2 separate regions of the Mus musculus genome follow, and region 2 is linked to region 1. The links are chromatin loops, found by intact Hi-C in ENCODE. Cell type or tissue: left cerebral cortex. All regions are shown on one strand. Links, peaks and the distances in the headings refer to the core of each region. The heading gives the core; the rest is flanking DNA. Region 1 holds the start of Gm31842 (a long non-coding RNA gene). Region 2 has its middle 16 kb from the start of Gpx3.

Region 1 (16,116 bases), core at 5,365-13,364:
AGGGAAGGGAAGGGAAGGGAAGGGAAGGGGGAAGGGAAGGGAGAAGGGAAGGGAAGGGAAGGGAAGGGAAGGGAAGGGAAGGGAAGGGAAGGGAAGGGAAGGGAAGGGAAAAGAGAAGGGAAGGGAAGGGAAGGGAAGGGAAGGAAAGGAAAGGAAAGGAAAGGAAAGGAAAGGAAAGGAAAGAAAAAGAAAGGAAAAGAAAAGAAAAGAAGAGAAAAGAATGACAATCTATATTGCAATCTCACAGACTTTGACGTAGCATAACTGAGGTGCCGAATATATTGTTTCTATGTCCCCAACACTCATCCAAGTGGCCCTTACAATGGGGCCTATAGACTCAGAACTGGAACAACTTCACTTACTTCCCTGTCAGATGGGCTAGGAAACTGAGGCTCAGAGTAGGGTCGTGTGGTGGTGTCTTGGGTCTCTCCTGCAGGACCATGGCAGAGCTGTGGGTAAAGCCAGGATCCCAGCCCTGGGCTCCTACTACCGGCTTCCCATACTGGACTGTTGTTCTCCCACACTCACACCCTTCCCTACTCTTCCCTGCCAGGTACCTGTCCCACACTGAGCTGGCCCCACTGCGCGCTCCCCTCATCCCCATGGAACATTGCACCACACGTTTCTTTGAGACCTGTGACCTAGACAACGACAAGTACATTGCCCTGGAGGAATGGGCCGGCTGCTTTGGCATCAAGGAGCGTGAGTGTTTGGGCTTAAGAATGGAAAGAAGTGTCCTTGAGGGATGGGATGTTGTCCCTTCCCCTCTGGTGGCCCATTTCCCTCTCCTGCTCCCACTCCCACTGCCCCCCTTCTCTTCCCGACCAGCCCCCCTCCTGTTTTCAAGTGGTAGAGCCTTATTTTAACCACGCCCCTTCTTCCTTTGCAGAGGACATCAACAAGGATCTGGTGATCTAAGTTCACGCCTCCTGCTGCAGTCCTGAACTCTCTCCCTCTGATGTGTCCCCCCTCCCATTACCCCCTTGTTTAAAATGTTTGGATGGTTGGCTGTTCCGCCTGGGGATAAGGTGCTAACATAGATTTAACTGAATACATTAACGGTGCTAAAAAAAAAAAAAAAACAAAGTAAGAAAGAAACTAGAACCCAAGTCACAGCATTTTCCCACATAACTCTGAGGCCATGGCCCATCCACAGCCTCCTGGTCCCCTGCACTACCCAGTGTCTCACTGGCTGTGTTGGAAACGGAGTTGCATAAGCTCACCGTCCACAAGCACGAGGAGATATCTCTAGCTTTCATTTCTGTTTTGCATTTGACTCTTAACACTCACCCAGACTCTGTGCTTATTTCATTTTGGGGGATGTGGGCTTTTTCCCCTGGTGGTTTGGAGTTAGGCAGAGGGAAGTTACAGACACAGGTACAAAATTTGGGTAAAGATGCTGTGAGACCTGAGGACCCACCAGTCAGAACCCACATGGCAAGTCTTAGTAGCCTAGGTCAAGGAAAGACAGAATAATCCAGAGCTGTGGCACACATGACAGACTCCCAGCAGCCCGGGACCTTGCTGTCTTCTCGACTCTTAGGGCGTTTCTTTCCATGTTTGGCTGTTGGTTTTAGTTTTGGTGAGCCATGGGTGGGCCAGAACATCACTCAACTGCAATTGGGCTTTCAGGTTCTTGCCGGGAGCTCTAGGCACTGGGAGGCTGTTTCAGGAAAGTGAGACTCAAGAGGAAGACAGAAAAGGTTGTAACGTAGAGGAAGTGAGACTGGTGAATTGGTTTGATTTTTTTCACATCTAGATGGCTGTCATAAAGTTTCTAGCATGTTCCCCCTCACCTCTCCCCACCCCCTGCCACTTGAAACCTTCTACTAATCAAGAGAAACTTCCAAGCCAACGGAATGGTCAGATCTCACAGGCTGAGAAATTGTTCCCCTCCAAGCATTTCATGAAAAAGCTGCTTCTCATTAACCATGCAAACTCTCACAGCAATGTGAAGAGCTTGACAAGTCTTTCAAAATAAAAAGTAACAACTTAGAAACGGCTGTCCTGTCCCGGGTGATGGTATGTGTGTCTTACTCTCCGGTGCTTCGTTTTCAGGTGTGCACAAACATGGCCATACTTGTGCACAGAAGCAAACACTCCATTGTGCTTTTATACACACACACATATTCACACACTCAGACAGGGAAGATATGGCTCCTGTGAGCACTAATTTAACACATGAAGAAGCCAGTTCCTGGGCTGGGATGTAGCTCAGTTGATAAAGTGCTTACCCAATATGAACAAAGCCCAGGTTCGATCGTCAGCGCAACCTAAGCTGGCTGTGGCAGTGAATGTTTGAAATCCCAGCCCCAAGGAGGTAGAGGCAGGACAGTCAAATGTCCAAGGTCATCCTTAGCTACAAGTGAGCTGGAGGCCAGCCTCGTCTACACAAGACTATACACACCCCCATCCTGTGTGTGTGTGTGTGTGTGTGTGTGTGTGTGTGTGTGTATTAGTTCTTTAATCATTCCAGCCACCTTTCAAGTGTCTGAGAATCAAGCTGTGTTCACCCCAAATCAAGACATTTTCTTCACACAAAATTCTAGGGAGCTGAGTGTAGTGGTGCACACCTTTAACCTTGGTAATTGGGAGGCAGTCATGAGCAGCAGTCTGTGAGTTTGAGAGCAGCATGGTTTATATAGTTATAGGGCAGCTAAGACTGCATACTGAGACCCTGCCTCAATAATAATAATAATAATAATAATAATAATAATAATAATAATAATAACAACACCTCTGGCAAGGTGGAGGAGCAAGGTCTTGGATCCTTGGTGGTTGATGCAATAATAATAACACTTTTATTATTATTATTATTATTATTATTATTATTAATCCTTAAAACCCCACAGAACACTTTATGAAACTTGTGCCCCTCAGACATACCAGTGTGATGTTAGGGGCAGGGCAGGGAGGATCTAGGAAGTTTTGTTCTGATCTTATGTGTGCAAGCCCAGTATATTGATGGTCTCTGGGAATCTGGGCAATCAGAGGGTTTAGGAAATTCCTACAGGGGGCTAGAGAGAGGGCTCAGCGGTTAAGAACACCGACTGCTCTTCCGGAGGTCCTGAGTTCAAATCCCAGCAACCACATGGTGGCTCACAATCATCTGTAATGAGATTGGATGCCCTCTTCTGGTGTGTCTGAAGGCAGTTACAGTGTACTTACATATAAAAAAATAAATAAATCTTAAAAAAAAAAAGGAAATTCCTACGGTGTTGCATTCATTAGCTGTTTGTCGGGTGCCTCCAGTGGACAAGATGTCCCTTGAATAAGGCAGAATCACACAACTGAACAGTTCCAGACAGAATGGTGTGCGAAGGAAACGAAGACTGGGTGCAGGTGTGGAAACTGTGAAACTGTTCCCTCTGTCAAGGTGGGGAACAAGATCTTGCCCCTTGGTCAGCCGGGGTCAGATCATCTGTGGAACACACAGCACTGACCCCCAAAGCTCAGCTCTCAAGAAATGAGCTCTGGGGCTTAGATGACTTGGCTACACCTTGAAGGCGGTGAAGGGCAGAGAGAGGCTGGAACTTAGCAGGCCTCTCATCTCCAAATGTGAATGTCTTCTACAGCAAGTCTTCAGAATTTTCAAGAAAAGTCAGCATGGAAGAATTAAAAATCAAGGCTGGGTTGAGGTGCACTGCAGCCCACTGCCAGTCACCTGCCAACGGAGTTAACAGAACCATCAGTCGTCAGAGGTGATGCTTCCCTGCCCTCCTGGCTCTGTCCGCCAATTTCTTTAAAGCAGTGATTCTCTATAGGGGCGGTTCTGATGCTAAGGTCCTGTTCTCCAATTGGTTCTTTATCTGTCAGTAAAGATAGCCGTGGGCCAATTGGGAAGAAGGTAGGCGGGACTTCCAGGTCCCAATTGGAAAAGAAGATGCAAGGAAGGAGAGGAGGCTTTTTTGCCGTGCTTTGGAGAGAGATGACAGCAGCCATGTGAGGTCCCAGGACGAGCTGGGGCCTGTGACCACTACTACAGGCGGGTGGTTAGGGATGTTTAGCGGGGCCTAGGTGGGACTAGCCACTGAAGTTTAGGGCTTGTGGGAAGAGTGGAGATAAAAATATTACTAAAGGCGAGAGATAGTAACGCCCAGCAATTGTGTCCTAAGGCAAGCTGAAAAGGAACAAACTGTGTGTGTCTTTTGTCTGAGAATTTAAGGGAAGCCAGGTAGGGGCTGGTAGTGCGGTCACTTCCCGGAGCTAAAGGCAGATAGAGCGTAAAACTACATGCAAGCCAGGCAGTGGTGGCACATGCCTTTAATCCCAGCACTTGGGAGGCAGAGGCAGGCAGATTTCTGAGTTCGAGGCCAGCCTGGTCTACAGGGTGAGTTCCAGGACAGCCAGGGCTATACAGAGAAACCCTGTCTCAAAAAACCAAAAAGAAAAAGAAAAAAACAAAAACAAAAAAAAAAAACAAAAACAAAAACCTGCACGCAACAGTTCTATCTTCCTGATGCTGTGACCCTTTAATGCAATTCCGCATGTTGTGGTGACTCCCAAACATAAAGTTATTTTCGTTGCTACTTAATTGTAATTTTGCTGCTGTTACAAACCATCATGTAAGTATCTTATATGCAGGATATCTGATATGTGACCCTTGTGAAAGGGGTCATTCGACCCACAAAGGGTCACAACTCACAGGTCAAAAACTGCCGCTTTAAAGCAAACTACTTAAGACACACCCGTAGTCCCAGCATTTGGCAGGAGCAGGAAGATCTCACATTTGAGGGCAGCTTGGGTTACATTGTGAATCCTAGGCCATTCATGTTTCCATAACAAGACCCTGTCTTAAAAACTAAACCAAATAAAACAACCCCTTCACTAAAGCCCTTTAATATCCAAAGGAAATTGTATCCTTACCCTCGACAGAAGACCAGCATCATGCAGCCTAGATCATGACTGTGGCTGAGTTGATAGAGTACTCATTTAGTATGGATAAAACCCTGACTTTAAATCCAAAATCAAAATAAACTGGGCACGATGGCACAGAGCTATAATTTTCGTCTTTAGGAGGTAAAGTAGGAGGATCAGAAATTTAGGTTTATTCTGGCCTACAGGTGAGTTGAAAGCCTGGTGTGCTGGCTAGTCTTCTGATAACTTGACATACGAACAAGGAACCGCAGCTGAGAAGATGCCTTCATAAGGTCCAGCTGTAAAGTGTTTTCTTAATTAGTGGTTGGTGGGGGAGGGCACAGCCCACTGGGTGGGTAGTTCATCCTTGGGTTGGTTCTGGGTCCTATAAGAAAGGCTAAAAGGGAAAGCAAGCCAGGAAGCAGCACCCTTCTATAGCCTCTGCGTCAGTTCCTGCCTTCAGGTTCTGGCCCTGCTTGAGTTCCTGTCCTGATTGCCATCAACGATGAACAGTGATATGGAAGTATAAGCCAAATAAACCCCTTCCTCTCTAACTCGTTTTTTGGTCACGGTGTTTTGTCTTAACAATAGAAACCCTAACTAAGACACCTGGGCTACATGAACTCCTATTTTAAAAATAACAGAACACACACACACACACACACACACACACACACACACACACACTAGACTTTAAGGTCAACCCTAGAGCTAGACCTTAAAGATAAACACAATAAAAATACAATGAGAAACAATGCCTCGCTTGAGTGGATATGTCCCATGCTTCTTATACACAAAGAAATCAGACCTTGCCCTTGACAGTTCAAAGGAAGACCACATTACAAGTAATTAGACATAAAGCCAACCAAAGAACTTTCCTAAAATCATCTTGGAGTTAAAATGGTGGCTGTCCCACCCTTACGGGAAGTGTAGGTCTTTGGGTCACCATTAACGAATCAAGCATTTCCTAGGGAGTAGGTAACCAGACCTGAGATGGGAGATACCAGGGTCAAAGGAACCAGAAAAGGACTCCTCCCTCTGTCCCCCCACTTCCTTTTTCCTTTCCTCCCTCCCTCCCAGACACAGTGTAACCCAATAGAGTCTCTGCCAACACTCCAATCTCACGGCCCACCTGTGACAATTCTGGCAGTAATGTTTCTGTCTTTCAGTCTGTGGGCAGGGTACAGAAAAAGCCAACAAATCACCACCATCACCATCATCTTTGTCTCCACCACCACCACCACCACCACCGGCTACACTCCACAGTCTTGGCCTGTCCCCTTTCTCCTGCCCATCACATTTCTTCCCCAAGGCCACATGTGCTTTGGGAAGGAACTCAGGGGCTTTTCAGTCTGTACCAGATGTGCAGTGTCTGCGGTAGTTCCTGCTGCAGGACTATAAGTGTTCAATATGTCCAAATCGAAACAGAAGAATAGGCGTACTCAAAGGGTCCTGGGCAGGCCTGGAAATGTATCATCCAGCCAGCTGTGGGTGGGAAGCCTCTCTTCTACTTAATGGTCAGTGGATATCAGGACAACAGAGTCTTGTCTTCAGGGACTGATTCTGTGATCTGCCTTTCTCTACTTGGATAGGTCTTTCTAGGCATAGTTGGATCCAGCTAACCTGATTTCCAGCTGTGCACACAGATCCTGCGGGACCCAGCCAGTCACCAGGCCAAGAGGCATCGAGGAGAGAGTGCCCCCTGGTGGTTCTAGAGAGAAAGAAGGTTCCTAGGGACTTAGAATTTATTTAAAGCTTTAGGGAGGTCCAATCTGGCCCCCTCATTTTCCTTATGTGGAATATGAATTTCAGAGAAGCAAAACCCCTCAGGTAAGATCACTAGATTACTGATTCAATTTTCCTATGAACAACAAATACTTAAAAACCAACAACAAGAAGAACAATTGCAACTACCTCTCATATGCTAGGATGTCTACTAAAAAAATGGCTTGTTGATTCCTGAGGGTCACACTAAACTGTGTATTTTTGTGGTAATTGTAGCAACACTTTAAGCTCAGCCGCTGAATTCATATCTGAGCTGGCCCTGCAACCCAGGTGATTCTGAACGCATAGCAACAATGAGGAACCCTTCTCACCCCTGCCACAACAGAAAAGTCCAAGGGGCTAAGGACAAGTCTAACGGGTATAAAAGGGTCATTGTCAGTCTTGAGTGGGGGGATGGACATATGATTCCTGGTGAGACTTAGCACAAAGTGAAGTTCAATCGTCCTTTGACTACAGGTTGCTGAACCCCAGTGCATCTTAAATGCAAGGTAAAAATACACAGCAAACTAAGCCCAAGGAATTTGGTTAATGCTTTTAAAAGAGAGTTGGATACAAAGTTTAGCTCACTTGTTTGTTTGGAAGCCACTCAAGAAGGGCTAGGGGGTTAGCCCAATAGTAGAGTGCTCATTTAGAGAAGGGGCCTGGGATTGCTAAGCAACACCATCAAAACAAAACAAAACAAAATGCTATCTTACTATATTACTCTTTGATGGGTACAGCATTGCACAGTGAAGTCTCAGCACTCAGGAAGCAGGATTGTGAGTTCAAATCCAGCCAGGGCTACCTAGGAGACCCAGTGGCCAATCTCAGTTGTCAACTTTAGGTATAGAATCACTTGAGAGACAGGGCTCTGGGCACATCCGTGGGATTCTCTTGATTAGGTTAAGGAGATGCGAAGACTCACTGTCCAGGATAGTTTTGTGCCAACTTGACATAAGCTAGAGTCATTTGAAATGAGAGAACCTCAAATGAAACAAATACCTCCATAAGATCCAGCTGTAGGGCATTTTATCAATTAGTGATTGTTGAGGGAGGTCCCAGTACACTCACTGTGGGTAGTGTTATCCTTGGGCTGGTGGTCCTAGATTCTTTAAGAAAGCAGGCTGAACATGCCACGAGGAGCAAGCCAGAGAATTCCGTGACCTCTGCATCAGTTTCTGCCACTAGGTTCCTGCTCTGACTTTGAGTTCCTGTTTTGATGAGCAGGAACTTAAATAATAAACAGTGATGTAGAAGTGTAAACCAAAACCCTTTCCTCCCCAACTTGCTTTGGTCATGGTTCTGTCATAGCAATATTAACCTAAACTAAGATACTCAACAGTTATGGGTGGCACCATTCCCTAGGCTAGGATCCTGGACTGTATGTAAAGGATAAACATTCACTGCTCTCTTCTTCCTGACTGGGGATAAAATGTGACTAGTCACTTCAGGCCCCTGCTGACTTCTCTGCCATAATGGACTGTAACTATGAGCCGAGAGAAACCTTTTCTTACTTACTTTGGTTTTATCAGCATATTTTATCACAGCAATAGGAGACGATACTGAAAAAGAGCTGGGTCTTGTGGCTACTTCCTCCAACATTCCTTTTTGGAACCTAATGAAACTTACAATTATAGTCCCTAAAGCAGCGTGGTGGCCCCTCCTTCTCTGCCCGAGTCTTGGCCATGGTGAGCCCCTGTAGGAGCTGTCAGAAATGGTCACTACTGTCAAAATGGCGGCACTGCGACATTTCCTCAGCCTGCAGCCATCACAGGAGCTGTCCACAGTGGCTACCCTTTCCTGCTTCAGCCTACATCCTTGGTGAAACACTAGTGCAGGATCCGTCCCACGGGAGCTGTTTACAGTGGCAGCACCTCCTCTCCAGCCCCTCTCCACCCCCCTCCCCCCGCCGCCCTCAGCAGCTCCACAGAGATGGTGCCTCAGCAAAAGCCAAATGCAGCCTGGAAGGACTTTCCACCCTTAACCCATGGCCCCGATTCAGGGAAAAGCGGGTGAAAAAAGCCACCAATCCCTGAGCTTCCCACAAACCCACCAATTTCTGAGCAGGAAACCCACCAATCCCTGAACAGCTAACCCATATCCCTGAACAGGAAACCAACAAATCCGTGAACAGGAAATCCCACCAATCCTTGAACTCCCCAAGCTCATGACTTGAAATCCCACCAATCCTCGCTCTGGAAATCTCTGCCTTGAAAAGCTTCACCCCTAAGAAATTCTATAAAAGCACTGTTCTTTGTCCAATTTTTGCTGCCCACTTCTGCGAGCAGAGGGCAGCCGTTCCTGGGTTTGTCCCTCCACACACTGGACCCTTCAATAAATCTCTTTCATGAGATTTATTGCCTGGAGTGATTGAGAAGATGCAAAGAATAGCGGCTGAAGTTCCTGAGCTCAGCTGGGAACATCATCCTCTGGGAGCTGCAACACCTCTGCTGAGGAGGCTTCCTCAGAGCCGCGTGGCTCCTGAGCTCCCAAGTCTCGGGATGCCCTTCTCTCGGGACACTGTCCCCCTCACAGCTGTATGGTTCCTGGACACTCCCTCCTCCCTCCTTCCCCCCTCCCCCCGCCCCGCGTCTCTGGATGCTCTTCCACTGGAATACTTTCTCCCCTCAGAGCTGCGTGGCTCCTAGGCTTCTGAGTCCCAGAATACCCTTCCACCTAGGCAGAAACACTTACAATAGAGATCCTTCCTCAAGGTTATAGCAGCAAAGAACAGCTACTGGAGAAGACACTTGAGGAGCTGCCTGCAACTTAGGCATACAGCTTCAGGGATGCTGCTGTTGTGAACTGTCACTCACGGCAAGATGGGCTAATCAGGGATGCGGCTGTTTTTCCGTTACCCATGTGACCCCAAAACTAAGCTGGACTTGGGTGGAGCCATTTTGTCTATTGTTAATTCCCTAGCTTGAGTAAATAGACCTTTAAAAGGTGTTTTTTCAGGAAAAGTCACACAGCAGCTGGGTATGGAGTCCTATGGGTAGAGGGGTACTTGCTTCACAAGTGCAAAGACCTGATTCTATAGCATAGCAAAGGAAAAAAGAAAAAAGCGAAAGAGCCGAGGCATGCAGGAGGTGAGACCCCGGGAGAGCTGGACTGACTAGTCTTTTGAAGGCCTTCTAGTTTCTCCAGACTCTGCCACAGCTTCCTAGAAGGTCCCAGAGGGTAGTGCAGTCACTATTGGCAGCGTCTTAATTGCCAAGCTTACTGAGCACTACCACGAGAGACCAGAAGGGGGCAGGCTGTACTCAGGAATGGACCTCGCAGATGCTCAGCTCAGGCTGAGTAGCAGCCTGAACGGTGGCTTTTTAGAACCTTGGGGGAATCATTGGCACTGTGGCATCGCTCAGTACACTGCTACACGGGTGGAGAAACTGAGTCTCAGAAAGAAGAGGTGTGACACAGCTCACTACCCACACTTCATGACACTGTCAGGATCCCCTAGAGAGAATCACAAAGATCCCTGGACCCTGGGAAACAGACCACACCTCCAGCTCTCAGCTAAAGGATAGCTGAAGAGGAGGCTGTGGCCTCGAGCTGGAGCCTGGCTGCCGACCTCAGAAGAGACCATAGCCTGCCCAGGTGCAATGGGAGAAGCCTGGAGCCTCACCTCTGACGCAAATGCAGGCATGAAGTGGAAGATCACATGATGACAGCCAAGCCACCTCCAACTCCCAGCCTCAGATTTTCTTTCAGTATTGAAAATACCTCACAAAGGGAGAGGTACTGGACAGAAAACCCCACTCTGTGCAGAAGGCTGTGAACAAATTGACATTCACTATTTCTTGTATATATTTCAGGTAATGCACTAATATTACATGATAAGAATAAAATGACGTGGGCTGGCGAGATGGCTCAGCAGGTAAGAGCACTGACTTCTCTTCTGAAGGTCCTGAGTTCAAATCCCAGCAACTACGTGGTAGCTCACAATCACCCGTAATGAGATCCGGCACCCTCTTCTGGTGTGTCTGAACACAGCTACAGTATACTTATATATAATAATAATAATAAAATCTTTGGGTTGAGCAGGGCCAACTGGAGTGAGTGGGGTTGACCGGAGTGAGCAGAGGTCCTAAAATTCAATTCCCAACAACCACACGAAGGCTCACAACTACAGTGTACTCATATACCTAAAATAAATAAATCTTAAAAAGAGAATAAAATGATGTAAGCAACAATCCATCTATCTATCCATCCATCCATCCATCTATCCATCCATCCTTACTTACACTGTACATTTATTTGTATTACACAGAAGAATGGAGCATCTTCAAGAAAGGAAGCAAACAGAAGCCACTGTTAGGGAAACATGCAGATATTTCAAATACCCACTTAGTGTGTGTGTGTGTGTGTGTAGATCAGAGAAAAACTTGAGGGGGTCAGTTTTATCCTTGCACCATGTAAGTCCTGGGGATCAAATCCAGGACTTGCTGGCATGTGCCTTTATCCAGTGACCCTTCTTTCTTCTTCTTCTTCTTCTTCTTCTTCTTCTTCTTCTTCTTCTTCTTCTTCTTCTTCTTCTTCTTCTTCTTCTTCTTCTTTTTTTGGTTTTTCGAGACAGGGTTTCTCTGTGTAGCCCTGGCTGTCCTGGAACTCACTCTGTAGACCAGGGTGGCCTCAAACTCAGAAATCTGCCTGCCTCTGCCTCCCAAGTGCTGGGATTAAAGGCATGCGCCACCACACCCGGCACTGACCCTTCTGTTTTAAGACAGAATGTCTTGTAGCCCAGGCTGACCTTGAACTCTGTGTTGATGACCCTGAACTTCTGATCCTCCTGCCTCCACCTTCTGAGTACTGGGATTACTGTCGTGTCCCATCATGCCTGGTTTGTTATTTTGGGCACTGTTGTTACATGCTGGACAAACACTCCATCAGTTGAGCCCTAACCCAGCCCTTTGTTTGTCTTATTCTATAACCCAGGCTGCCGTGGAACTCTACTATGTACCCAGGCTGGCCTCAAACTTGCTGCAATTCCCCTGCTTCAGCCCCCTGAGTTCTGAGATCACAGCCATGAAACATCACACCTGGGGGGTGTATTTGCTTTAAAATTTGACCCATCATCTCTCTTAAGTGGTGGCTTTTGTGTGTCCACTTCTTTGTGGGGACTTTACTGTGTGACACAAACGTTTAAAGCTGCCCCTACTGGTTGCCACAAATGCCCCGTGCTGTAGAGCAGGTTGCAGAGAGCAGCATGCGCACACATTTCCTCACAGAGAAGGCTTTCCTCCGGATGGATCCCTGCAAATGGAGTTGCTGGTCAAAGAGCAGGCAAGTGCTCCATCCTCGGCGGACAACGCCAAGTTGTCTTTCAAACGTGCCAATTTCTACTTCCTCTTCAGGTGTCTGAGAAGCCATCTTCCTCCCGGAGAAAGGAATCACTCATCCATCCCTGCCGCCTCTTCTTCATTTCTTTCTTCATGTGTATTGCGTGTGATACGCATGCATGTTCACATACGTATGGGTACTTGTGCGTGTACGCGGTGTGTGTGTGGAGGCTTGAGAGAGTAATGTCAAGGATGCTCCTTGATCCCTCTTCCAGCTTGTTCTTCTAGGCAGAGTCTTCGAGTCAATCCCACAATTTGAGGCTACGGAGAGTCTTGCTAGCCAGCTTGCTCTGGAGATGGTGTGTCTTGGACAGGTGGGTCTCCATGTCTGCCTGGCATTTGTGGGGATTCTGGGGATCCGAATTCTGGTGCTTTGACTTGGGCAACAAGACCACTGTGCAACCTTGGACTCAGATAGGCTGGCTGGTGCCCAGAGGTCTTTGTATCTGTCCTGGAAAGGGGGAGGAGCTCACACGGGCTTTTTTTTTCCTTTTCTTCCTCCTTCCCTTTATGCTCCTCTCCTTCCGAAGGAAAGAGTGGAAAGGCAGGAGGCTGCTGTAGAACAGCCCTCCACCTGAACCTGCCCCAGTCCCTCCTCCAAGGCCCCTAGCCATCTTCCCACATGCTGAACAAGTCCTGGCCTCCCTCCCGGGGTGCCCATGTGGTGTCTGAGATAACATCTTATCAAGTCCTTTGCCAAAAAAGCCTGCCTTTTTCTGCCCCTGGAAGGAATTAGTTTCACTTGTTCTGAAGGAGTCTCTGCATGCTCTCTCTCCTTCTGCCAAGAAACCTGAGAGGCCCTGGATTCCTCTGCACCTGGATGCAGACTCTGTCAGTTTAATCTGCCCAGCTCCTTCCAAAGGGCTTGAGAAGACGGGGCTTCGAGCTACTTAAAGGCTTAGGGAGGAGAGTGAGGGAGCGTCTGCCTGCATTTGGCTAGGCCTCTTGGGATGAAAGACCTGTGGAGAAGGGAGTGTTTACTAGGCTCAGCGGTTACTGAAGGGGCCAGAGATCCCCTGGGGCTGCTCAGAGGTGACCCACCAGCCAGATCACCAAAGATGCTGAGCAAGACAATTTCCACTCAGAGTTCTCAGAGCTGGAAGGCGAGTGTTTGGGGAGGAGATCAGAGCTGCTACACTTCATACAACCCCAGAGGATACTGTTTGCTCGGAGTGGTGGCTCCTCTCCTGCAGGCTCATTGTGGCTGCCATGACCACAACATGGAGCCTGCAGGAGTTGTCTCACTGTGGTTTTGTTTTTTAAAGCTTAATTAATTTATTTTTTTAAATTTTTGTTTCACGTGTTATGGGTGTCTTGTCTGTATGTATGTCTGTACACCATGTGAGTGCCCAGAGGCCTGCAGAAGCCAGGAGAAGGCACTGGATTGCGGGAGATGGAGTCACAGGCAGTTATAGTGAGTCATCCCACTTGGTTGTTCAGAGCTGAACTCAGGTTCTCCAGAAGAGCAGCAAACACTCTGTTTGTTTGTTTGTTTTTGTTTTTTGTTTTTTCAAGACAGGGTTTCTCTGTATAGCCCTGGCTGTCCTGGAACTCACTCTGTAGACCAGGCTGGCCTCGAACTCAGAAATCTGCCTGCTTCTGCCTCCCAAGTGCTGGGATTAAAGGTGTGCGCCCCCACTGCCCAGCTAGCAAACACTCTTAACTGACACATTTCTCCAGTTCCTCTAATGTCTTTTTTTTTTAATAATTATTAATCTCTGTACCTGTTTGTCTCTCCCTATTTAATGTGTGTGTGTGTGTGCGCGCGCATGTGTGAGCACGAGCACAAGTGCACACACACTCACATGCGTGCATGTATAGGAATGTCCACATCTCTGTATGAGGAGGCAAGAAGGGAACATACAGTTCCTAGCAGCTGGAGTCACAGGTATCTGTGGGCCAAGAAGCAAGAACCTCCAGGAGGTTCAGAGGAGAGAGACCTTCCTTTACCCACACAACCCTGGAAATGTTCAAAATACCTGCCCATCATTCATCAATGACTAACCTGATGGGGTTACAGCAAACGGCTGACATCTCTGCTCTGGGAGGTGGAGACAGAATGATCAGGAGTTCAAGATCCAGGCTGGCGATGTAGCTCAGCTGATAAAGCACCTGTCTGTCTAGTCTGCAGGAAGCCCTGCGTTCCCTCCAGGTCCAAATAAACCAGTCGTGGTGGTGTACCCTGGGAATCTCAGCACTTGGGAAGTGGAGGCAGGAGGATCAAAACTTCCAGGCCATCCTCTGCTACAAAGTGAGTTCAAGACCAGCCGGGATCCTTGAGACTGTTGAGAACAAACCAAGACCAACTAAGGTCATCCAAACCTTACCCCTACCCCCAGCGCAGGAGAGACTGGTTCTGCATGGAGGTAGCTCTAGAGGTAGGAAATTCCTGGAGGTGAATGAAGGCTGGTGGTGTTGCAATCGGGATCTTGGGGGTCTCTGCTTGGGTAGCAGAGTGGGAGGGAAGCACAGGCCTGCTCCCCTCTCTTTCCGCCTCTGCCCATCTCACTTTGCCTTGGGCTAATCTCTAACCTCAACTACAAGACCTGTTTGCACACCAGCAAACAAACAAGACAGCAAACAAAGAGCCGTGTGTGTGCGGCTGTAACCAGTCCCGCAGGTGGCTGGGGTGTATCGGAAAAGCAGCACCGGGCACTGGTACAGATGGCATTTGGGAAGCAGTGGGGTGAGGGCTACTCTCCTGACTGCCCTGGGCCACCCTGCTCCCTACCCCTGAGATGGTCACAGTGTGCATCAGAGGCGGGCCGGGGTTGGGTTACACGGGCTGAGCACCTGCCCACTCCTCTTGTCCTCCCGAAGTTGGGTGTGGGTGACCCCAGGCTTACCTAAAATGTGTGACCAGCTGGAATGATCTGGAAACTGGTGAGTGCAGCTGGACTCAGAGATCCAAGTGTAAGCCTGGAGCAGGTCACACACCCTACTCCCTGGAGTCAGGCCTGGCAACCCCTGCAAGGAACTTAGTAGGTCACTTGTGCGCGCCCCCCCCCCCCCCCACCTGGGCTTGTTCTTTTCCTCTGCAGCCACAAGGAAGGAGGGGAGAAGCCTGCAGAACCTGGCAGCTGGCCTGCTGCAGGTACCTCCGGGGTGCACCGTATTTTCCCTTCCTGTCTCCCTGTTTAGAGCCTAGAAGCTTCTCCAAGCTTAGGACAGGTACTTACTTTCTAGTACCTTGTTGGAAGAAGTGTGTCACTGGGGCAGGCTCTGAGAGCTCAAAGACTTGCATCAATTGGAGTTTGTGCTCTCTGTTTCCTGCTGGTGGTTTAAAATGTGAACTCTCAGCTTGTTGCTCTGGACACCATGACTGCCTGTCGCCGCCGTGCTTCCCCACTGTGATGGTAAAGGACTCACCCCTTCCTTGGCCACAGCAGTAGAAAACTGAACTAAGACAATCCAGACTTATCTGGGACAGCCGGATCAGCTGCATTGGCAGAAATCCAAGGTAGGGCTTGTAGAAGGTTAAAGGAGACCACGACCGCATGCTTTCCCTTTAAAAGTCATAATCTAGGGCTGGGATGGGGCTCAAATGGCAGAGTACTTGACAAGCACCCACAATGCCCCAGGCTTGATCCCTATCACCCCAAATCCCACTTATTTTGTCTGTCTCTAAGGAGACTTTAGTTACCCTTGAACTCAAAATCCTCTTGCCTTGGTTTCTAAGTGCTGGGATTACAGGCACACACCACCCACACCTGGCTCCTTGCATCCCGTGGGTACTCAAATCCCAAAGCACACCGAGTAAAATTCGCACTGTCCAATGTGACTCCATATCAACCAATGTCTAAAATTAGACAATAAACCATGTCTAAGAACCACAGTTCTTTTTTTCTTAAATTTTACTTGTGTGTGTTCAAGCATGCACTCGTGCATGCATGTCTGTGTACCCGTGTCTTACTTGGAGTGCATACACTAAGAGGACAGCTCTGTTGAATCTGTTTGGTTCTTCCACCACTCTGTGGGCCCCAGGGATCCAACTCAGGTCTGCAGGTTTATCCAGCAAGTGTCTCTACCTGCTGAGCCATCTCACTGGTTTGAGGTGCAGTTTTTACTTTGTAAAAAAGGTTTTATTTATTTATTTATTTATTTATTTATTTATTTATTTATGTTTATATGAATACACTGTAGCTGTCTTCAGACA
Region 2 (16,116 bases), core at 5,187-13,186, 500 kb after region 1:
TTTCACAGGGATACTCCTTAGAGACTTGGTGCCTGCCGTGAGTTTTTATTGGGGACTCATCATGAAAGCACCCTCCACTAAACGCATCAACATTTTAGACTGTCGGATGTTCCACATAAACTTAACTGTTTGTACAACCACACTAATCCATTCCAAGGCTGAAGAATTCTGTGGAATAAAAGTTTCCAAAAGCCAGAAGGAATGAACAGGGCAGGCCTTTGTAGGGAGAGCAGTCTGAGTCCTGCTGTGTCAACTCATCCAGGTGCTGGCCCAGCAGCTATGGGTTCCGTCAAGTTTCTCTGAAACACATCTGTCTTAGGCTGTGTAGACATCTTATGATAAAGCACCATGCATGAGCTAAGTGGCTTGGAGTCAGCAGAAGCTTTTGTCCCTCAATTCCGGAGGCTGGGATGTGGAAGATCAAGCTGACAAAAGATGCAGTGTCTAGGACGCCTGCCTGCTTTCCCAGAGGTGGCTGGCTTCTCAGGGTAGCTTCAGTGATGATGAGTGAAGCCTGTTTTATATGGGCACTAATCTCACTCAAAGCGGCCCAACCCTCCCGACTGAAGCATCTTCCCAAAGCATTGTCCGTATAATCGTATGAGGCATTGGGATTTCAACAGACCACGGTAAGAGTTAGAGAGGTCACCCCCCCAGAGCTCACACAGCTGGAAGGGTTATAAAAGGGAGAGGGGCTGGAGAAATGGGTCCTAGGACAAAAGCATTTATCTCAAAGCTTAACAAGGTGAGTGCAACCCTCAGAACCTACAGAAAAGTGGGAGGAGAGAACTGATTACCAAAAATGGTCCTCTGACCTCCACACACATGCTGTGGCACACACACACTCACACATGTTCATCATACACACACACAATCTTAATAAATAAATAGAAAGTTAAAAGAGCAAGAGAGATGTCCCTTATGACAGTCTTGTTCTCAACCCTCTCATATGGGTGATATTTTTTCCTTCCTTCCTTCCTTCCTTCCTTCCTTCCTTCCTTCCTTCCTTCCTTCCTTCCTTCCTTCCTCCCTTCTTTCCTTCCTCCCTTCTTTCCTTCCTTCCTTCTTTCCTTCCTTCCTTCCTTCCTTCCTCCCTTCTTTCCTTCCTTCCTTCTTTCCTTCCTTCCTCCCTCCCTTCCTTCCTTCCTCCCTTCTTTCCTTCCTTCCTTCTTTCCTTCCTTCCTTCCTTCCTTCCTTCCTCCTTCCTTCCTCCCTTCTTTCCTTCCTCCCTTCTTTCCTTCCTTCCTTCTTTCCTTCCTTCCTTCCTTCCTCCCTTCTTTCCTTCCTTCCTTCTTTCCTTCCTTCCTTCCTTCCTTCCTTCCTCCCTTCTTTCCTTCCTTCCTTCTTTCCTTCCTTCCTTCCTTCCTTCTTTCCTTTACTCCCTTCCTCCCTCCCTTCCTCTCCTTTCTTCCTTTTTTAATTCTGTCACCCTCAAATGGATATTTCAAAAAAATATTCTGTTTTAAATTGTATTCATTCACTCATTCATTCATTCCTTGTGTACCACAGTAACTGTGTGTAGGCCAGAGAGCAGCTTTCAGGACTTGATTCTTTCCTGCCACTATTTGGGTCGCAGGGATTGAACTTAGCAGCAAGCCCCCATTTACCTGTTGAGCTCTCTTACCCATCCAGCTGTCTTGAATTTTAAGTGAAGTAGGACTGCTTACTTCTAAGCATACATGTTATTCCCCTAACCTCTCCCACAGAGGCTCACGACTACTTTTAACTCTAGTTCCAGTGGATCAGATGCCTTCTTCTGGCCTTCTTTGACACCAGGCATATCCTGGTATACAGACATACATGCAAGCAAAACATCCACACACATAAAAATAAAATAAATCTTCAAATAAATAAAGTGGAGAGAGGTTGAGGAAGATGCTAAAGTCGACCTCTGACCCACATGCAGGCAAATTCCTTCACACACATGTCCACACACAAACATATACCCATGTATCTCTCCCCACAATACTCATAATGTACACAAAATAATAATTAAAAAAAAAAATCACGGAGATGGCCCAGTGGATCTCACTTCTCTTGCAGAGGATCAAAGTTCAGTTCTCAGTACCCACATCAGGAGGCTCACAGCCATCTATAACACCAATTAAAGAGGATCGATGTCCTCTGGCCATATGTGGTGCATTTAAGCTCAGGCAGACATACATATATACACATAAAAGAAATAAAAGTCTTAAGACAAAACAGCAACAATAGAAAACCAAAACCAGAGGTTTCTGGAGCCAGGGTGCCTTCCCAGGGCTTTCGCCTCTGCTCTTGGAGCCCCAGAGGACACAGGCTGAGGCTGCAGTATGAAGCTGGAAATGCATCAGTCGCTAAAGAACCCAGCTTTGTGGCTGTGCCTTCCCCTGGGCTCTGGCGACAGATGTTTACGCAGCTGCCTTCCCTGTTCCTGAGTTCTGATCCCCGCCTAGCGTGGCCCCAGCCCCTGTCTTGCTACTGGTGTTGAGTAAACATTCCTCTGCCTTAGTTAAGTTAGGTTAGTTAATGATACTTTTCTTCTACTTGTGACATTGGGTTCTAACTGAGAGTCAGTTTCAGTTAGCAACAGTAATGAGGGTGGTGTCGCTTCTTGCTCAGTAAGGTCTGAACACTGCCAGTTTGATTCCCATCACACCCATTTCAGATGTGGAAACTGAGGCACAGAGGGTTAAGGGAATGCTTTAATTCACAAACATGTCACCCTATTGTTAAGAACTTGATGGACAACCTAAGTTCTTTCTGACTTGTTTTCCAGCCTGACCCCAGGGTCAGCTCTGTGAGGCACTGACTGTTACAGTCTTGCTTTAAATGAGCATTCTGAGGGTCCAAGACAGAGTGTGCCCAAGGTCACACAGCAAGGCTCAGTGTGTCCCCATCAGGAGCACCACACACGTGGGGGAAAAAAAATTAACCTTTTTTTCTCGAGTCCTTTTCTTCCTTTCTTCCTGGAACTGCATTCCCGTCCCCACTTCCCTACATCCAACCCTGAGAACAGTGTCTCAGGTCTCTCAGTAGGAGCTGTCTGTATAGCTAAGGATGACCTGCATGTCCAATACACCTCTGCTCACCTTTCAAGTGCTGGGTTGTAGGTGGGCATCACCATGCCTGGCTTATGTGGTATTGGGAAATTCAGGACTTCATGCACTCTAGGCGAGAACTCTGCTGAGCTACATAGCTGGCCCTCACATTCTAACAAGACATCTCACTCGTCCGTCTATCTGATATCCATCCATCCATCCGTCCATCCATCCATCCATCCATCCATCCATCCATTTTTGTGGTACTAGAGATGGTCACAATCTCTACAGTGCTAGGCAAGCACTCTCACTGAGCTCCACTCCCAGCCCTATATAGACAGTTACTATTTCTTCAAGCAGCCTCTTTAGTTCCTATTCTAGAATGTATCTCTGTCCTTTGACCTTTCTCTGGCCCTGGTTCAGAAAGGCTCCTAGAGTAAATTGGTCAACATAGGCTCACTCCGAAACAAGAAACAGTCCTCACACTGACATCCCATGCTTAAATAACACACACTTTCTCCTCCAAACTCTCTTCTTCCTTCCTTCTTTCTCTAGTTTGAGTCAGGGTCAAATATAGTACAAGCTGCCTTGAACTCACTATGCAGCCTTGGATAAATTTGAACTCCTGATCTTCCTGCCTAAACCTCTGTAATGCTGGGGTTACAGGTTGTACCACCAGACACACAGATCAAACTGTTTTCAGAGACCTGTAAAGTAAAAACTAAACGAGGCTTATTTTACAGTTGTGGGAAGTAAGGCTATTGGAGCTGCAGTGAACTGGCCCAATGTGCTCATGAGCCACTAAGCTAATAATATAGATGACCTTGGAGGTGATGCTGTTCCTCCTGTCCCTCCAGTCCCTAAATTTCCCACATATTTATTGGGCTGGCTGTTGTAAGACCTGGGCTGGGCACTAAGGATGTGGTAGCGAACATAGCAGATACAGTAGCTGCCTTCACAAGAGGAAGATTATACTAAATATAAGTCCCATGACTCTCCTCCTCCTCTTCTTCCTCCTCCTCCTTTTCCTCTTCCTCCTCCGCCTCCTCTTCCTCCTTCTTTCTTCTGTATTGGAGACTGTTCCCAGAGTCTCCCGTGTGGAAGGGTAGGTGTTCTAGCTCTGAGACACATCTACCACTGAGCTATGCCCACCCCCAGCGGTGCGTGCGTGCGTGCGTGTGTGCGCGTGCATGTGCGTGTGCGTGTGCGTGTGCATGTGTGTGTGTGTGTGTGTGTGTGTGTGTGTGTTATGGTGTGGTGTGGTGTGTTTGAGATGGGGGTCTCATACAGCCTAGGCTGGCCTCCAATTCACTATCTAGTCAAGGATGACCTTAAACTCTGATCCTCCTGTCTACATTTCTCAAATGCTGGTTTGGGGTATGCACCACTGCACCACTGCACTTGGCTCCCAGCCCTGTTTATTTGTGTGTTTGTTTGTTTTGCCTATTTGTTTAGGCAAGGTCTCTTGATGTAGCTGTGGATATCTTTAAATTCACTATGTAGAAGAGGGTAGCCTCGAACTCCCAGAGATCCACTTACTGCCTCTGCCTCTTCATCTTCAGAGCTGGGATTAAAGGCATGTGCCAACATGCCTGGCTCCCAGCCTTTTGTAAAAACTATTTTGTGACAAGGTCTCATATTATCTAGCCTAGACTTGACCTCAAAGTCCTACCTCTCCTGCCTCAGGTGCCCTGGTTACAGGTATGCCCCAGTCTCAACCTGTGCTTCTAGTGTGTTTGCTTGCTACAGGATTTCATGGTCAGGTTGTGTAGACGAAACTGGTCTTGGACTATTCATCCTTCTGCCTCCACTTCCCCAGTCTTTGTTTCGTGCTGTGTCTAAAAGATAAATTGCTACCAGCTATACAGTTTGCTTATCTGATAGGAAAGTTTTGTCAAATAACAAAATCATAATGACTTGGTCTCATGATCTTAATTGGTTTTGTTTTCTACTCTAGAATTAGACAGCACTTCATTCCATGAAATAAGGCATTCTGGTGAACTAAGAGGGGGGAGCTGGGTTTTATGAACAAGGAACGGCTGAGAAAGCAGAAACAAAGGCCAAGAGTGGGCTGGTGCTAAGAGACTCTCCTTCTGAGGAGAGCATGGAGACCAAGCTGGTGTGCTGATTGGTTAGCACCAGTTCTGTTTGTAAGGATCAGGCAAGGGGCTTCCTTATCACACAGACTGAAAATGGCCTGTTTCAGTCTTCCTGCCTCAGCCTCCCTGAGACATAGGATCTCAGGCATGTGCCTCTTCACCTAGCTATCTGCCTCCTGATTGATTATTTGTCTATTCATTTTTTCTCTATCTATCTATCTATCTATCTATCTATCTATCTATCTATCTATCTATCTGTGGTCATCTGAGACAGGATCTCATTATGCTGCTCTATAAATATTTTTAAAGATTTGTTTTACTCTCCGCATATGAATGTTTTGCCTATATGTATGTGTCTGTGTACCATGTGTGTGTCTGGTGCCCATAGAGACCAGGAGAGGGCATCAGATCCCAAGGTACTGGACTTAGATAGTTGTGGGCTGCCATGTGGGTGCTGGGAACCCAGGTCTTCTGCGAGAGCAGCCAATGCTCTTAACTTCTGAACCCTTTTTCCAGCACCGGCTTTCTGATGTCTTAGCCATTCTTCTCAGCCTGAGACGCCATTTTGTTGTGGCCCAGGTCTGGAACTTCAGCTAAAACAAAGACCTTTTATTGTTCATTTTTGGTGCCTTCTTCCCTGTGTCTCTCACCATCTTTCAGTCGTTCATGTTCCTCTGTCCAAATCAAGGTCCTTAGCTATGTACAGTGTACACATCAATAACCCAGCACTCTGGAGACTGAGATGGAAAACTCATGGCAGGCTCAAGGCCAGCCTGGGCTATAGACTAAGTTCCAGGATAGCCCTTGTATCAGAACAAAACAAACAAATCAAGGTCTGCCCAAAGCCTGGGAGGATCAGAGCCATGGGCCAACAGCTTTACTATTAGATTCTGGCCCTCCTTGTCTGCCCTCAGGAATAGTTGCTGCTTCCTGCCTCGGCAGTGAGGACAAATGGCTCAGAGGTAGGGTCCCCCAGAGGACAGGACCTGCTTTCATACAGGGTCTTGTCTCTCTCCTGGTGGCTTATGGGAAGGTTAGGAAGATGCCCAGGAGTCCAGGCTGGCCCATTGCTGTTCTCTGCTGAGCCATCTCCCTTATACAAATATAAGATGTATGCAGGACATGGCAGGACTCAAGCCTCGAGGTGTGGCATAGAAACACTGGTTCTGGCTTCTTAGAATAGTGGATCTCCTGTCTGGTGGTTTCATCTTCTCGTGTCTATAAAAAAGGGGTTTTGTAGTGGCCAAGCTGGTGCGTTACATGGGGACTGCCATGGATTGATCTGGAATGTCCCCAGTGGTCACAAGTTTTGAACACTTAGTCCCTAGCTAATGGTGCTATTTTGGGAGGTTCTGGAAGCTTTAGAAAGCGGAATCTGTCTGAAAGAAGTGGATCGCTGGGAATGTCCTCCCCAGCTGTTTCCTGTCTTGTTCTCTGCTTCCTGGTTGACCATAACGTGAGCAGCTGTGCTCTGCAACAGTCTCACCACCATGACGTTCTGCCCAAGTGCTTGAGACTTAGTGACCCTGGACTGACTCCCCGAAACAGTGTGCTAAGATGATGCCTTCCTTTCTTGAGCCACTGTGGTATTTGAATGAGAATGGCTCTCATAGGCTCAGATATTTGAATGTTTGGTTCCCAGCTAGTGGAGTTTGGGAAGGATTAGGTGTGGTCTTGGAGGAGGTGCGTCACTGGGGATGGGAGGTGGGCTTTGAGGGTTTAAACCCATGCCAGGGGGCTGGAGAGATGGCTCAGCAGTTAAGAGCACTGACTACTTTTTGCTCTCCCAGAGATCCTGAGTTCAATTCCCAGCAAACACATGGTGGCTCACAACCATCTGTAATGGGAGCCGATACCCACTTCTGGTGTGTCTGAAGACAGCTACAGTGTACTCATATACATAAAATACGTAAATCTTTAAAAAAATAAAACATGATGACAAGCCTAGTCTCTCTCTCTCTCTCTCTCTCTCTCTCTCTCTCTCTCTCTCTCTCTCTCTCTGCCTGCAATCAGGGTGTAACTCTTAGTTACTTCAGCACCATGCCTGCAGGCCTTCCACCTTGCTTCCAGCCATAATGATAAGGGATCAGTCTCCAAAACTGTAAGCAAGCCTCCATGAAATGCTTCCTTTCCTAAGAGTTGCCTTGGTCGTGGTGTCTCTTCACAGCAGTGGAACAGTGACTAAGACAGCTGTTTCCCAGGTATTTTGTCACAGTGTTGAGCGAGAACTAACACAAGGAAGGATTTGGCTCTGGACGTGGGATACAGTCCCTCCAATTTACATGGTTATGACTGGTCAAGATGACGGTGACGGGGCTGAGGATGTAGTTCAGTTGGTAGGATGCTTGCCTGACATGCACAAAGCCTGTGTTTGATCCCAAGCATGATATAAACCAAGTACGGTGGCACATTGCCTGTTATTCTAGCAGAAACAGGTGGATCAGCAGTTCAAGGTCACACTCAGCTACACTTCAAATTGGAGGTATTATCCTAAGCTACCTAAGACCCTGCCTCTAAATAAGTGCCCATGATGGTTTTTATGTGGACACAAAACAATTATCAGCTCAACAAGAATAAGATAGAATTTATTCTTATGCCAATATGAATGGCTCTGGCTAAGATTCAAGTTGCCCTAAGTAACATGTCCCTCCTTAGTAGTAGTTTCATGAGAGTTCATTAGTTATAGACCAAAGAAAGTCATAAGTCAAGGCTTTACCAAACATTCTAGAGAGGTTCCAAGCCTTTTGAAAAAGGTAGCCAGTGCTCTTAACTACTAAGCCATCTCTCCAGTCCTCATTTTTTGGGGGAAGGGGAGAATTTGGGGATATTTATTTGTTTGTGACAGTGTCCCTAATGTAGCCCTGCCTAGCCTGGTGCTTATTATATAACCCGTGCTAGTCTTGAACTCACAAAACTCTGCCTGACTGTACCTCCTAAGTGCTGGGTGCTGATTTACAATGAAGGAAGCAGGCATAGAGAGGTTCAGTAAACCTGGCTTCTCGGTAATGGAGATGGGATCTGTCCTAGTTAGCTTTAACTGTCCATCAAGTTGACACAGACTGAGATAACTGATCTGAGAAGGAGCCTCAGTTGAAGAATTTTCTAGATCAAATTGGCCTGTGGCCATACCTGTGGAGGATTGTCTTAATCTTTGATGCAGGAGAGCCCAGCTCACTGTGGGCAGCACCACCCTTAGGCAGGAGGGCCTGGGTTGTATAAGAAAGTTAGTTAGACCCTCAGGGTGAAGCATCAAGCAGCCTTCCTCCTTGATTTCTGCTTCAAGTTCCTGCTTGAGTTCTTACCCTGACATCACTCATTGTTGGATCATCAACTGAAGTATCAGACAAACAAACCATTTCTTTCTTTAATTTGCTTTTGGTTAGAGTGCTTCTTCATTGTTGCAGACTTTGAGACCACCGGGAGAGACCACCTGAACTCTTATCAAGTTTTAATTAGCCAAATTTTATTAAAGCTGCAACTAACCACAATCTCCTTGGATGGATTTAAGACTGCAACTTTTTAAAGGCTACATCTGCTCCTGGGGACCTTCAGTTCTGCTGGCATGGGACAACATCCTAGGCCGGTGTTTTGTATTGTCTTATCAGCCTCAGGTTGCTCACAGGGCTGGCCTCAGCCCTCTAAGATGGAGTCCTCAGCTACTATATCATAACAGAAGAAGAACAGGCTTCCATCTTGGAGAGCTCACTTTGTGCCCTGCATTTGTAGTCCAGACAACGGAGGGGACTTGCCTGCCATTCACATGGTAGTTTCTTACCGTTAAGGCAATGGAAGAGCCAGACAGAAGTCCAGAAGAAGCCAACAAGCAAAGTATCTATGCCCTCCTGTTCTACACTGTTCCTCCACCCCAACCTACCCTCCAGATGATAGGATCAGTTTATTAAAAAGCAGAGAGCCCTAGGGCATGGCCTTGTGGGAACGTGCCAAGGCCAGCCTGACCCCATCAGAATCAGTTGTCTTGAGCTTGAAGCCTGGCTTTTTGGTCCATCCCCCAAGGCAGTAAAAGGGCAATCAGCTTAACATGGCCAGCAGTGGCAATGGGGACAAGTTTGGAGAAGACAGGCAGGGAAGGGAAAGGATTTCTCCTTAGAGGGAAGGTTAGGGTGAAGGATAATAGGAGAACCAAGAAAACTGAAGCTCAGAAAGATCAATTGCCCACTCAGAGGTACCAGGTGCAGGTCCTCTGGAAAGGCATCCTTGTCCACTAGAGAAGATAGGGGGTGCAGGGAGGGGGATGGGCAGGAGAGTGGAGAGGGAGAGAGGCAGACATTGTAAAAAGAAGGAAAACGTGTGGTTCTTGGTGCTCTGCCCAGCAAGGGCCGTGTGTTCAGAGCTGTCCCCTCCCAGGAGGCTCACTGGAGAAGGGGCGGGTGTTTATGAAGAGCCTGACTCCAGGAGCAGCATGACCTCCTGGCCTGTCCCTGCTGGTTGCTGCCCCGTGACTGCTCCTGGCTATAAACAGCCTGTTTATTAAACCGCAGGAAATTGGCCCCTCCACCACTTGAGCAATTTGAGAGAACAGGAGGTTCCTGGTCAAGAATTTACAAACTGGGAGGGCTGGCTGCTGGGAGCCTATGGTGCTCAAAGACCTGGCTTGAAAGGGCTTTGGGGAGAGTGCCCTCCGTCCGCTCCTCTTGCAGCCTTGCTTAGGGCTTCCCAAACCCTGGAGGCCCTCAAGAGTCAGAGGTGGCCCCTTGAAGGCTATTACGTTGACTTACCTCTTTATTTGGTCAAATAGCCCCATGATTAGAGCACTATAGTGACATCAAATGAGAAGAGAGATTTCAAAAGCACTTGGAGGGAGGCAGGAAGAGCTAGCGCCTGAAAAGTGCTTGTCTTGCAAGCTTGAAGACCAGAGTTCAATCCCTAGAGTGCTCTCGTTCTCTCTCTCTCACTCTCTCTCTCTCTCTAAAAGCTGGGGGTGGGGGTTGTAGAGATGTCTCAGCAGTTAAGAACACTTCCTGTTCCTGTTTTTGCAGAGAATCTAGGTTCAGTTCCCAGTACACACAGGGCAACTCAAACTGTCTCTAACTCCAGCTCCAGGGGATCCTCAATGCCCTCTTCTGTGTTTGGTAGGCACCAGGCACTTGCATGCACACAAAATGAAAAAAAAAAAAAAAAAAAAAGACGGGTGTGTGGCCCACATCTGCAGTCCCAACACTGAAGAGGCAGAGACAGGCAGATCCCTGGGGCTCACTGACCATCAGCCCAGCCATCTTGAAGAGTTCATCTAGGCCTTGCTTCAAAACAAGGGAGGGCTGGCAAGACAGCTCAGTGGGTAAAGGCACTCGTTGCCACAGATCTGAGGAGAGCTTGATTCCCAACCTGTATGTCGAAAGGAGAGAACTGACTTGTGGACATAGTCTTCTGACCTGCATTATGGTCTCGTGTACATGGATCAGGGCACTCCCCTCCAAAAAAAAAAAATACATATATATAAAATTGTTTAAAAGAAAAAGAAGGTGAACTACACTTGGAAAGTAGCACTTGAGGTTGTCTTCTGACTTTCACACAGCTCGGCGCAAATGTATAACACCACACACACACACACACACACACAGAGCACAGGACCTGAGTCCTGTCTGGTTCAGCCGATCACTTACTTCTCCCCATAGCCAATCACTCAGGACAGAATCACTTAGGAGATGAGTGCGTTGCCACGTAGTGTGTCCTTTTTGTCCTTACCTTATGGCTTTGTGTGACCTCAAGGCCACCACACCAAGCTTCTCCGTTACACGCTTGTGCTCCTGTGCCTGGAGGATTCCCTGAGATGCCGGGATTGACATGAAACCCGGTACCTCTGCTGAACAGTTGAGATTTGGCAGATCCATGCTGGATATCCTTTGAGAAACCGCGTAAAAGTGCTCCCAAGGAACCTACCAACTTTAAAGGCACATGGTTGACACTGCTATAGAGAAAGGCAGGCTGACAAAACAAAACCAAAAAAGCATGAAGTGGATTTGTTTGATCAAAGTTTCACCTGACACATGGTCTTTAATATCAAAGACCAGAGACTCCAGGATAGCTGTCTGTGTTTGTACTGGGATTGCCACTGGGGATGTGACTCGGTTGGTACAGTGCATGCATAAGACCCTGGGTTTGATCCTCAGAACCTGATAAAAATGGATAGTGGTACTCACCTGCTCTAGGGAGACAGAGGCAGGAGGATCTCTGAGTTCAAGGCCAGCCTGGTTCTAAATATCCAGTTCCAGGACAGCCAGGGCTACACAGAGAAACCCTGTCTCGAAAAATCAAACACAAAACCAAACAATAACGACAAAAATGATTTATTGGTTTTTAAACAGTGATTGGAAGGCAGACTTGGTGGCTCAGGCCTGTAACCTGAGGCTCAGGAGGCAGAGGCATTGTAATAGTAAATTCAAGCACAGCCTGGGCTGCATAGTAAGAAGAAAAAGAGGGGAGCTGGGCTAAGAATTGTTTTGAACAGGGATGGCAGATTGCTGGAACTGGAAGGGTGAAATGGGAGGACGTGGGAAACCACAGGGGAAAACTCTGGGGAGTGAATTTCTGGGAAAGGGAGGGCATGTCTAAACCCGAGAATTAGACGGAAAATCAGGATATTTACCACTTGGGAAAAGAACAGCACAAACAGCGTCTCTAATTCCGTGGTGAGACATGACCTCCCAAGGACACAGGCATTGCGCCATAATTGAAAGGTGCTGAAAGCCAGCCTTTCGAAGCACTCATCCTGCTGGCTGGCCAGTGTCTCTGCAGGAGTGTTGTGGTTCCCCCACCCCACCCCCCACATTCCAGAGACTTCTCGATGCATTTACACTTGGAATAGGCCTCTGTCTTTTCCATTCTTTCTACATTCTATCAAACCTCATCTTTAAAAAAAAAACAACAACAAAAAAAAACCTATCTCTGTGTGTGTGTGTGTGTGTGTGTGTGTGTGTGTGTGTGTGTGTGTGTATACGTGTACATTTGCCACATCTGAGATCTGAGGACCACTTGTGAAACTCAGTTCTTCCTTCCACCAAGGGTGCCACATACTAAACTCAGGTCCTCAGGCTTGGCCTGACCCATCTTCCCTGCCCACTGATTTTGTATCTTGAAGATAGAAACCCAGTGGCAGGATAGCAGTTCACAGAGGCCTGCACATAACCTTATTTATCTTTTCTTTATTTGTGTTGTTTTGGTTTCATTTGTTTTTGTTTGTTCCGTTTTGAAAGGAGAATGCTAAAGCACGGGGTGGCTGTGGGCCTGTCATCCTCCTGCCTCTGCCTTCCAAGCGCTGAGGTTACAAGCTTGTACCACCATGCCTGGTTCCCCTTGCTGAACCTGTCTGGTTATGGTTTTCTTTTGAGGCAGGGTCTCACCATTATAGCCCTGGCTAACGTGGAACTCAGTAGACCAAGCTGAACGCATAGAAGTCTACCTGCTTCTACCTCCTGAGTGCTGGGATTAAAGGTGTGCACCACCAATATGGAATAGCATCTCTTATAGCCCAGGCTAGCCTTGAACTCATAGTGCTGCTAAGGATGATCTTTAATTCTTTAACGTCCTGCCTCTGTGTCTCAGGAGCTGGTAGAGCAGATATATGCCTGGCTCTCCTGGCTGAATCTGATTTTTTTTTTTTTTTTTTTTTTTTTTGAGACAGGGTTTCTCTGTGTAGCCTGGCTGTTCTAGAGCTTGCTCTGTTAAACCAAGCTGTCCTAGAACTCAGAAATCAAAGGCCTGTACCACCACGCCCAGCTTCCTGATGAGGTTTTTTTTTTTTTTTAAGATTTATTTATTACTGGGGGTGGGTGGGTATGGGGGACTTTTGGTATAGCATTGGGAATGTAAATGAGCTAAATACCTAATAAAAAATGGAAAAAAAAGAGATTTATTTATTACTACACTGTAGCTCTCTTCAACACACCAGAAGAGGGCGTCAGATCTCATTACAGATGGTTGTGAGCCACCATGTGGTTGCTGGGATTTGAACTCAGGATCTTTGAAACTCGAGCACTCAGTGCTCTTAACCAGGGAGCCATTTCTTCAGCCCCCCTGATGAGTCTTCAGTAAAAGTTTTACCTGGCTAGTTCCCTGGGTCATTTATCTTGTGGTTCAGGTACCATGCCTAAACTACCAGCTGCCTGTGTCTGTCCTGCCACTGTGAGTGAGTCTAACTCACATCCTCTTGGCTGCCTATCAGGGAGACCTTAGTCACAGGCATCTCTTCTGTCTTCCCTGACAGCTAATGAGATTCGGGACCCTGGGGAAGCTTGTCCTAGCAATGCCCTTTGGCTTCCGTTGCTTTTGTAGTTATCTTTGGCTAGGATTATTTTAACAACCCCCTAACTGGTGCCTCTGTTCCATGACACAGTGCACCAGATTAATCTTTTACAGCACCCATGATGTCATTTACTTCAGTTGCAAACAAAATACAGAGGAATGCTCTTGTTTGCCTGGTTTTCCTGCTGTGCTCAGCCTGTGCCACCAGACCTGGGAGTACTGTTTCCTCAGACTCCTCCCCTGCCTAGGCACACTGACCCCCGAAGTCTGTCCTTGCTCTGTGTCCACAGCCACAATCTTTTGTGGGCCTGGGAAATCCATATTAAGATGTGAGTTCTGAATGGTATATCGCTCAGTCAGCTCCATGCTTGCTCAGAGTGTTTAAAGTTGTCTTTGTCCATGTTTGCCAAAGTTGTCATGCCTTGCCCAACAAGACATGAGCCAAGTGAGGTACCACAACACCTGCAGTTCTAGTACTTGGAAAGTGGAGGCAGGAGGAGTAGAAGTCACAGGTCATCTATATAATAAGTTCAAACCAGCCTTGGCTACATGAGATCCTATCTCAAGAAAAAAAAAAGATTCTAATATTTTGCCACAACAACCTAGTCATCACCCCTCCCTTTTTGTCTCCTTTTTTCCTTCCTTCCTTCCCTCACTCCCTTCCTCCCTATCATCGTTTGTTCCTCCAAGCCTCATACATGCTAGACAATCCCTCTATCACTCAACGATATCTTCATCATTTTTGCCCAAGCGGGCTTTGAACTTGTGCTCCTGCCCCAGCCTTCTTGGTAGCTGGGGCTTTAAGCCTGCCAATACAAGTTTCTCTCTTTTAAGGTTTTAATTTTTATTCTTGTGTGTGTGTGTGTGTGTGTGTCTGTCTGTGTGTCTGTCTGTCTGTCTTTTATGATGCCTTTGGGTGCCTGCCTAAGAGGGTATTGAATCCCTTGGAGCTGGGGTGATAGGAGGCTGTGAGCCATTGGACACGGATGCTGAGAACTGAACTGAGGACCTCTAGAAGAGCAGCAAGCATTTCAACCACTTGCTAGCTTTGGTACAATTTCTTAACCATACTGACTAGCAGCTTTCTTCCCTGTAAAACAGAGCGTGACACTTCTATGTCTCAGCAGTGTCTGTCACCGGTCACGCACCCCTTAGCTCTTATCTTCCCTCTTTGATAACGCCGTGCACAGCATCACCAGCAGCTTGAAGGCAGAGTGAGTTTCCTGCCTTCTTGGGCCCTTGTTTATTCTGCTGTGTGACCACTGGTCTATTTGTGGATGAATTCGTCCTCACACCTGATAAGGACTGCCGAGGGACGGGAATCTTCTTATTTATTCCTGTATGCTCCAAAGTGTCCCCGGTACTGTGCCTAGGAGTGAATTAAATGCAGATAGAAGGCAACATTGCATCCTGGAGTCCATACCCTACACTTACTCTGCCATCTCCAGTTTTCTTATCCATATAAAGGAGATAATATTAATGTTTTAAAAATGAGACATCATTCGACTGTGGGGTTCCAGGGGCCAGGAACTCACTGTGCAGACCAGGCTGGCCTCAAACACACAGAGATCTGCCCTCTTCTGCCTCCTTAATGCTGGGATTAAAAGCCTGAAGCCAACACTCCCAGTGAGGATGTTACTATTAATGCCTGCCCACAGGGTCAGGGTAAGCTGTGTACGCGCATGGGCTTCCTTAAAGTTTAAGAAATCTTAGCATGGTTGCTTGCTGCCTCCTTGTGGAGAAAGTTCAAATCATCATGAAATATTCCTGTGATGATCTAGCAGACACATAACTCAGCACTGAAAACAAACCAAGCCTCAAATGAGAACCTGGGCCAAACAGATCGTCTGACTACAGTGAAATAGATGTCTATAGCATAATACCAAGAAGAGATCTCCTTATAAATGACAACACATTTATTTTTTTTAAGAATTTATTTATTATTATACATAAGTACACTCTAGCTGTCTTCAGACACACCAGAAGAAGGTGTCAGGTCTCATTACAGGTGGTTATGAGCCACCATGTGGTTGCTGGGATTTGAACTCAGGACCTCTGGAAGAACAGTCAGTGCTCTTAACCGCTGAGCCATCTCACCAGCCCGACAACACATTTATAAAAATGAAAGGTCGACAGGCCAAATGTTGGTGTTGGATGATGAAAATCAGTTCATTTCACTTTCATTTTCTTTCTGATTTCTTACTGGTGTTTCGTTTTTGAGAAAGGGTCTCACCGTGGCTGACCTTAAACTTGCTATGTAGCCCAGGCTAGTCTTAAGCTTGCAGCATTTCTGCCTCAACTTCCTTTTTATACCTATTTGTCTTGATTCTCTAGAGGAACAGAACTCACTCGTGTGGGCATGCATGGGTGTGACTTATAAGAATGGCTTACCAGCTGTGGAACAGCTAGTCTAACAATGGCTGTCTACCAATCAAAGGTCCAAGAATTCAGTAGTTGTTTGGTCCATGAGACTGGATGTCTCGGCTGGTCTTCAGTACATGCCAGACTCCTGAAGAAGGAGCATCTAATGCCAGTAAAAGAAAGGACTTGCCATTGACAGCAAGCAAGCAAAAGAGAACAGCTTCCTTCTTCCATGTTCTTTATATAGACTGCCAGCAAAGGGTGTGGCCCAGATTTTCCCACCTCAAAAGATCTGGGTTAAGTCCGGCACTGGTGGCACATGCTTTTTTTTTGTTTTTAAAGATTTATTTATTATTATACATAAGTATACTGTTAGCTGA

Evidence for each region. Hi-C counts contacts between places; a loop is a spot of excess contacts. Peaks named below come from ENCODE experiments on the same cell type or tissue, not always from the same donor. Only the 100,000 strongest peaks of a DNase experiment are listed, where the experiment ranks them.
Region 2: it touches region 1 in a loop (5-fold over the local background); 4 of 42 quality-filtered maps call a loop at or near these places.

Annotation. Positions count from the first base shown.
Region 1 is chr11:55,380,387-55,396,502 of GRCm38, reverse strand. It overlaps Sparc (secreted acidic cysteine rich glycoprotein), which reads left to right. Exons shown (of 10, transcript NM_009242.5): 9 at 554-702; 10 at 890-2,344. The coding sequence ends at 918. It overlaps Gm31842 (a long non-coding RNA gene), which reads left to right and starts at 13,653. Exons shown (of 3, transcript XR_388657.2): 1 at 13,653-15,131; 2 at 15,261-15,420. In left cerebral cortex, for the core only: CTCF peaks have their summits at 6,567 (motif pointing left), 9,669 and 9,868 (motif pointing right); DNase peaks (open chromatin) are centred at 6,025, 6,554, 9,868 and 12,759.
Region 2 is chr11:54,878,561-54,894,676 of GRCm38, reverse strand. No RefSeq gene overlaps it. Among named protein-coding and RNA genes, the nearest start is that of Gpx3, 16 kb to the left of the region's middle. RefSeq lists an enhancer at 10,520-15,491. In left cerebral cortex, for the core only: CTCF peaks have their summits at 11,828 and 13,000 (motif pointing right); a DNase peak (open chromatin) is centred at 9,575.